Linked DNA regions of Homo sapiens: region 2 is linked to region 1. Evidence: read pairs that join two places in POLR2A ChIA-PET (ENCODE). Cell type or tissue: Panc1. All regions are shown on one strand. Each heading gives the region's core, and the rest is flanking DNA. Links, peaks and the distances in the headings are about the cores only. Region 1 overlaps SLC2A14 (solute carrier family 2 member 14). Region 2 has its middle 24 kb from the start of SLC2A3.

What was found. Peaks named below come from ENCODE experiments on the same cell type or tissue, not always from the same donor. Only the 100,000 strongest peaks of a DNase experiment are listed, where the experiment ranks them.
Region 2: POLR2A ChIA-PET joins it to region 1 with 11 read pairs; 5 of 35 experiments call an interaction of 5 or more read pairs at or near these places.

What each region holds. Positions count from the first base shown.
Region 1 is chr12:7,823,772-7,826,682 of GRCh38, forward strand. The region is part of intron 7 of SLC2A14 (solute carrier family 2 member 14); the gene reads right to left. Among named protein-coding and RNA genes, the nearest start is that of NANOG, 36 kb to the left of the region's middle. RefSeq lists an enhancer at 2,554-2,911. In Panc1, for the core only: no CTCF peak of the experiment used is centred there; no DNase peak of the experiment used is centred there.
Region 2 is chr12:7,959,133-7,962,043 of GRCh38, forward strand. No RefSeq gene overlaps it. Among named protein-coding and RNA genes, the nearest start is that of SLC2A3, 24 kb to the left of the region's middle. RefSeq lists cis regulatory regions at 679-804, 1,577-1,911. In Panc1, for the core only: no CTCF peak of the experiment used is centred there; a DNase peak (open chromatin) is centred at 1,719; H3K4me3 peaks cover 875 bases.

The DNA of each region.
Region 1 (2,911 bases), core at 280-2,779:
AAGGGAACATTATCTAGGTTACCCAGGTTCACTTCAGTTTATTTCACCCAGAGTAGTTGCCTCCATAGCAATATTTATTAGTCTTTTTGATAATATGGACCTCTACATTGGGATTTACCTTCTCAAGAAATAACTATTTAAATCCCTAAGATGTAAGATGTAAACTATGTATACTTATATTTTCTAAAATAAGATTATAATTGGCCAGGCGCAGTTGCTCACGACTGTAATCCCAGCACATTGGGAGGCTGAGGTGAGTGGATCATCTGAGGTCAGGAGTTCAAGGCCAGGCTGACCAACAAGGTGAAACCCTGTCTCTATTAAAAATACAAAAATCAGCCGGGTGTGGTGGCAGGTGCCTGTAGTCCCAGCTACTCAGGAGGCTGAGACAGGAGAATTGCTTGAACCTGGGAGGCAGAGGTTGCAGTGAGCCGAGATCGAGCCACTGCACTCCAGCCTGGGCAACGGAGTAAGACTCTGTCTCAAAACAAAACAAAACAAAACCTCAACATATTATATGATGACGTCAAGCTTGTGGGGAAAGATATTAGGTTGGTACAAAAGTAATTACTTGAGCAGTTTAAACAAGCAATAAATAGTTATCACAATTATCTACCTTATCACAATGTCTACACATCAAAAACCTAATGTACATGTACACATCTCAATAAAACTTCTTGGGCCAGGTGAGGTGGCTCACACCTGTAATCCCAGCACTCTGGGAGGCATAGGCGGGCAGATCACTTGAGGTCAGGAGTTCGAGACCAGCCTGACTAACCTGGAAAAACCCTGTCTCTACTAAAAACACAAAATTAGCCAGGCGAAGTGGTGCACGCCTGTAATCCCAGCTACTCAGAAGGCTGAGGCAGGAGAATCACTTGAACCCAGGAGGTGGAAGTTGCAGTGAGCCGAGATTGTGCCACTACACTCCAGCCGGGGTGACAGAGACTCTGTCTCAAAAAAAAAAAAAAAAAAGAATACATTGTTTGCACAAAAGTAGGTTGGAAAAGTGATTTCCAAGCCTGCTATGCATCAGACTGATTGATTGATTGATTGATTTTTAGATGGTGCATCCACCACGCCCGGCTAATTTTTATATTTTTAGTAGAGACAGGCTTTTGCCATGTTGGTCAGGCTGGTCTCGAACTCCTGATCTCAGGTGATCTGCCAGCCTCAGCCTCCCACAGTGCTGGGATTAGAGGCATGAGCCACTGTCCCCGGCCCAGATTTATTTTTTTACAGGCAATTTCCAGCCCTCTTACACGGAGACTCTGGATTCAGCTGACTCAGGAATCCCATCCCCCATAATTCCGGTGCAGCTAACTTTGGGTGATGATTATATGTGGAGCAAAATCTGCTCATTGACTAAATTGGGAGCCACTTTAGTCCAACAATAATTAAGGTATAGGCTGGGCATGGTGGCTCATGCCTGTAATCCTAGCACTTTGGGAGGCCGAGGCGGGTGGATCACTTGAAGCCAGGAGTTCAAGACCAGACTGGTCAACATGGTGAAAGCCCGTCTCTACTAAAAATACAAAATTAGCTGTGTGTGGTGTCGGCCGCCTGTAATTCCAGCTACTTGGGAGGCTGAGGCAGGAGAATCACTTGAACCCAGGAGGTAGAGGTTGCTATGAGCTGATATTGCGCTACTGCACTCTAGCCTGGGCGACAGAGCAAGACTACCTCTCAAAAAAAAAAAAAGAAAGAGCAAGCCAGGCGCGGTGGCTCATGCCTGTAATCCCAGCACTTTGGGAGGCCGAGGCGGGCAGATCACAAAGTCAGGAGATTGAGACTATCTTGGCTAACACACAGAAACCCAATCTCTACTAAAAATGCAAAAAATTAGCTGGGCATGGTGGCACGTGCCTGTAGTCCCAGCTACTTGGGAGGCTGAGGCAGAAGAATCGCTTGAACCCGGAGGCAGAGGTTGCAGTGAGCCAAGATTGCATCACTGCACTCTAGCCTGGGTGACAAAGTGAGACTCCTCTGTCTCACAAAAAAAAAAAAAAAGAAAGAAAAGAAAAGAAAGAAAGAAAGTATGCACATACCACTCTGAAGTGGGAGGAGTCTGTTCCTCAGAATGCTCATGGATCATCTGTAATTTCCCACAGGTGATTTTTTTCTGACCCTGTTTTGCAGGGCCCAGACTGTGGTGAGGCAGCTAGGGAGTTGCCTCAGGTGCATTCTTTTATTCTTTCTTTTTTTTTTTAAACAGGCACAGAACTAACGCAAGGTACATTCTTTAAAGAGGTGCTCATTCTCAGGGCTACACTTGCACGTAGCTGCCTCACCTGCCTAGTCCCAGCTCTGCTGCTCTGGAAAGTCTCGGGAGCACATTTTTCTCCAGTAATACGTGTGGCCTACATTATCATTTCCAAATGAGGAAATTTGAGACTGGGATTCATCAAAATCACCTAGGAGGCTTTTTCTAACTACTGTGTATTTCCTCCCAAGTTTTTTTTTTTTTTAAGACAGGGTCATGCTATATTGCCCAGGCTTGACTCCTTGGCTTAAGTGATATTCCCACCTCAACCTCTGAGTAGTAACTGGGACTACAGGCATGAGCAGCCACCACACCTGGCTCCTTGTACATTCTGATAAAACAGCTTCTAACCCCTCACAAGAAGCACTGCCACTTCAAATACAAATATCTGGTGTGTTAGGTAGGAGAAAAGGCCAAGAACCAACTTAGTATTAAAATGCTCAAAATACTAAGTTTTGCAAAATGCTTTGTTACAAAATGATTTAATCCCATTGATCAAAGACTAATGGAAAACCCTCAGGGGATGAAGTACAAGGGTGCTCTTCATATCCGTATTTTATCCACAATTGACTAGAAGGCACAGGAGTACTCTCTTCCCACAATCCACACTCAATAGCAGGAAGCTGATATTTGCATGGAATACAAGGG
Region 2 (2,911 bases), core at 176-2,675, 140 kb after region 1:
GGCTCGAGCCACTGTGCCTGACCTATGGATACTTTTCAATACAGTGTTTCATAATTAAAGGTCTACATTCTTTTAACAGGGCTTCTCCCTAACTTTGGTAACCCTCCAGTGCAGCAGAGCCTAACTCCCTGGAAAAGATTCACCGAGTTCTCTAGGAGGAAAAAGACTACTGAAGCCCCAGGATGCTGTTTATCAAATGGGGTTCTAAAATGGGCTAGGAGGTGTGGTGCTTTATGCCTATAATTACCTTGCTTTAGGAGGCTGAGATGGGAGGATGGCTTGAGGTCAGGAGTTTGAGACCAGCCTGGGGAACATAGCAAGACTTCATCTCTACAAAAAAACTTTAAAAATGAGCCAGGTGTGGTGGTGCCATGCCTGTAGTTCCAGCTACACCGGAGGCTGAGTAGGCAGGATCCCTGAACCCAGGAGTTTGAGGCTGCAGTGAGCCACTACCCTCCAGCCTGGGGAGCAGAGTCAAACCCTGTTCCCTCTTTATCTGCCACCCCCACCCCCCCAAAAAAAGAAAGAAAAAATAACATAGACTAGGCAAATACCCCCGAAAGTGAATGCAAATGTATTTTAGTGTACTCTTGAGGGGCGGTGAGGTGCAAACTCTCTTATCACAGTCTCAAAAAGGAGTACAAGACTCAGAATACAGCCAGATTGGCCTCCGGGCATTGAATGTGGTAGGAAGTGGGGAGGAAGCCACTGCAGAGGAGCCTTAGTGTGGAAACAGCAGGTGTGGTCTGCTTGCAACAGAGGTTCTCCTCCCACTTTTAGGGACGGCTCCTGGTGGAATCACAAAGAGCAAGCTCCTTTCAAGCCTGAGGCCCCAATTCCTTTCAGGCAAGGGGAAGTTAAGAGAAAGGGCAGGTAACATTAGTGCCTGATTAAGGTACTTAAGCAAAATAGCACTACAATCCTCAGAACATGCCATAGTCTGAAGAGACAAAAACTCTTCACCCTCACTTGTATAAGGGGTCACTGTAATATTTTAGCATTTGCCTTTAGCAACTTGAAGAGGAAGAGATGTGAAGTAGCAGCGGCAAAGCTCTCTTAAGTGAAAAAGACTCGTGTATTTTCCTTTTCCATACATTTGACACCACAGGCATTTAACACATTTTTAACATTCAGTGGCTGTTACATACTATACAGTTTTCTAGCTATTATACTTGTAGTAATTCTATGACCTGATGCATATTCTACTATACATACTTCATTTACAAGTGCCACACAATCTTTCTGTGTAGTGAAAAATCAGCTTCCCGGCCGGGCGCGGTGGCTCACGCCTGTAATCCCAGCACTTTGGGAGGCCAAGGCGGGCGGATCACAAGGTCAGGAGATCGAGACCATCCTGGCTAACATGGTGAAACCCCGTCTCTACTAAAAACACAAAAAAATTAGCCGGGCATGGTGACGGGCTCCTGTAGTCCCAGCTACTCGGGAGGCTGAGGCAGGAGAATAGCATGAACCCGGGAGGCGGAGCTTGTAGTGAGCCGAGATTGCGCCATTGCACTCCAGCCTGGGCGACAGAGCGAGACTCTGTCTCAAAGAAAAAAAAAAACAAAAAAAACCCGTCTTCCCTAATTTATGCATTTTTCTTACAAATAACACAAGCTGTTGACCTCTTATTTTTAGCCTCCCAGCTGAATAGGGCAGTTACAGAAATATTTGGATGAGGCGGGCCCAGAAACCAAAGAATTTCTTCCTGTCTGTATCTACCCTGTAGGTTAGCCCCGCCTGCTGGCGTCTTGCTTTTGTAAAAGGCTGCGTAAGCAAGTGCAGACGTGAGTTGCAGATCATCTTGAATCTCCGGAGCGACAAGCTCCATCACTCAAAGCGGATCAAATACTCTGGTCCCTTCTTTGTTCTTCTGTTTCTCTTCTCCTCCTATGGAATTTATCCTCCTGTTGATGCCACCGAGCGATACGACAACATCTTTATCTCCCTCAGCGTCCTGTTTTCCTTCATCCTCTTTGGTTCTTGGTCTGTTTGGCATGGATGTGCACAATCTCATGGGAGTGCAAAATCTCGAGTACTTCTTGCATGATTCAATGCAAATTTATTGCAGCAATACTCTACCTGTTTTTAAAATGTGTGCAACAAGTGTTGACTTCAGTGGCCTGACCCTATAATCCTGTAACTGTTTAAGTGTTCGGACATGGGAAGTTGCTTTGATTACAACCACAATATTCAAAAACTAGATTCCATGTAGATTTATTTATTTTCTTTATTTATTTTTTGGAGACAGGGTCTTTCTCTGTTGCAAAAAGGAGCTGGCTGGAGTGCAGTGTCACGATCTCAGCTCACTGCAGCCTCGACCTGCTGGGCCCAAGTGATCCTCCTGCCTCAGCCTCCTGAGTAGCGGAGACTATAAGCACATGCCACCATGTCCAGCTAATGTTTGTATCATTTGTAGTGACAAGGCTTCACCATGTTGCCCAGGGTGGTCTCGAACTCCTGGGCTCAACTGATCCACCCTGGCCTCCCAACGTGCTAGGATTACAGGCGTGAGCGAACCCCAGGTAAATTTTAAAATCCAGCTTAATTCCAATTACATGTAAGTGGCTGCTTTAAGCTAATGGAAAATAAGCAAGTTTATAATTTTTAAAAAATGAAATTCAAAATTAAGAGATAACCCATGAAATCTTATACCCTGACAAGTGGCCCTTTAAAGGCTGTGGACCTTACCTTGATATTCTCTGGCCTTCTTCCCCTAGATACTATTAATAAACAGCAGCAGACTAACGTAGTGACAACAAGAGTGAATAAGAAAGACAAATGGCCTGAAAAATCCACAAGGGGATATAAGTCTGGGTTCGTTTATTTATACAGATCTACTATGTTGCCAAACCCAGTTTATATTCTGAGGATACTATGGTGTGGTAGGAGAACTCCATTTCCTGTTTGC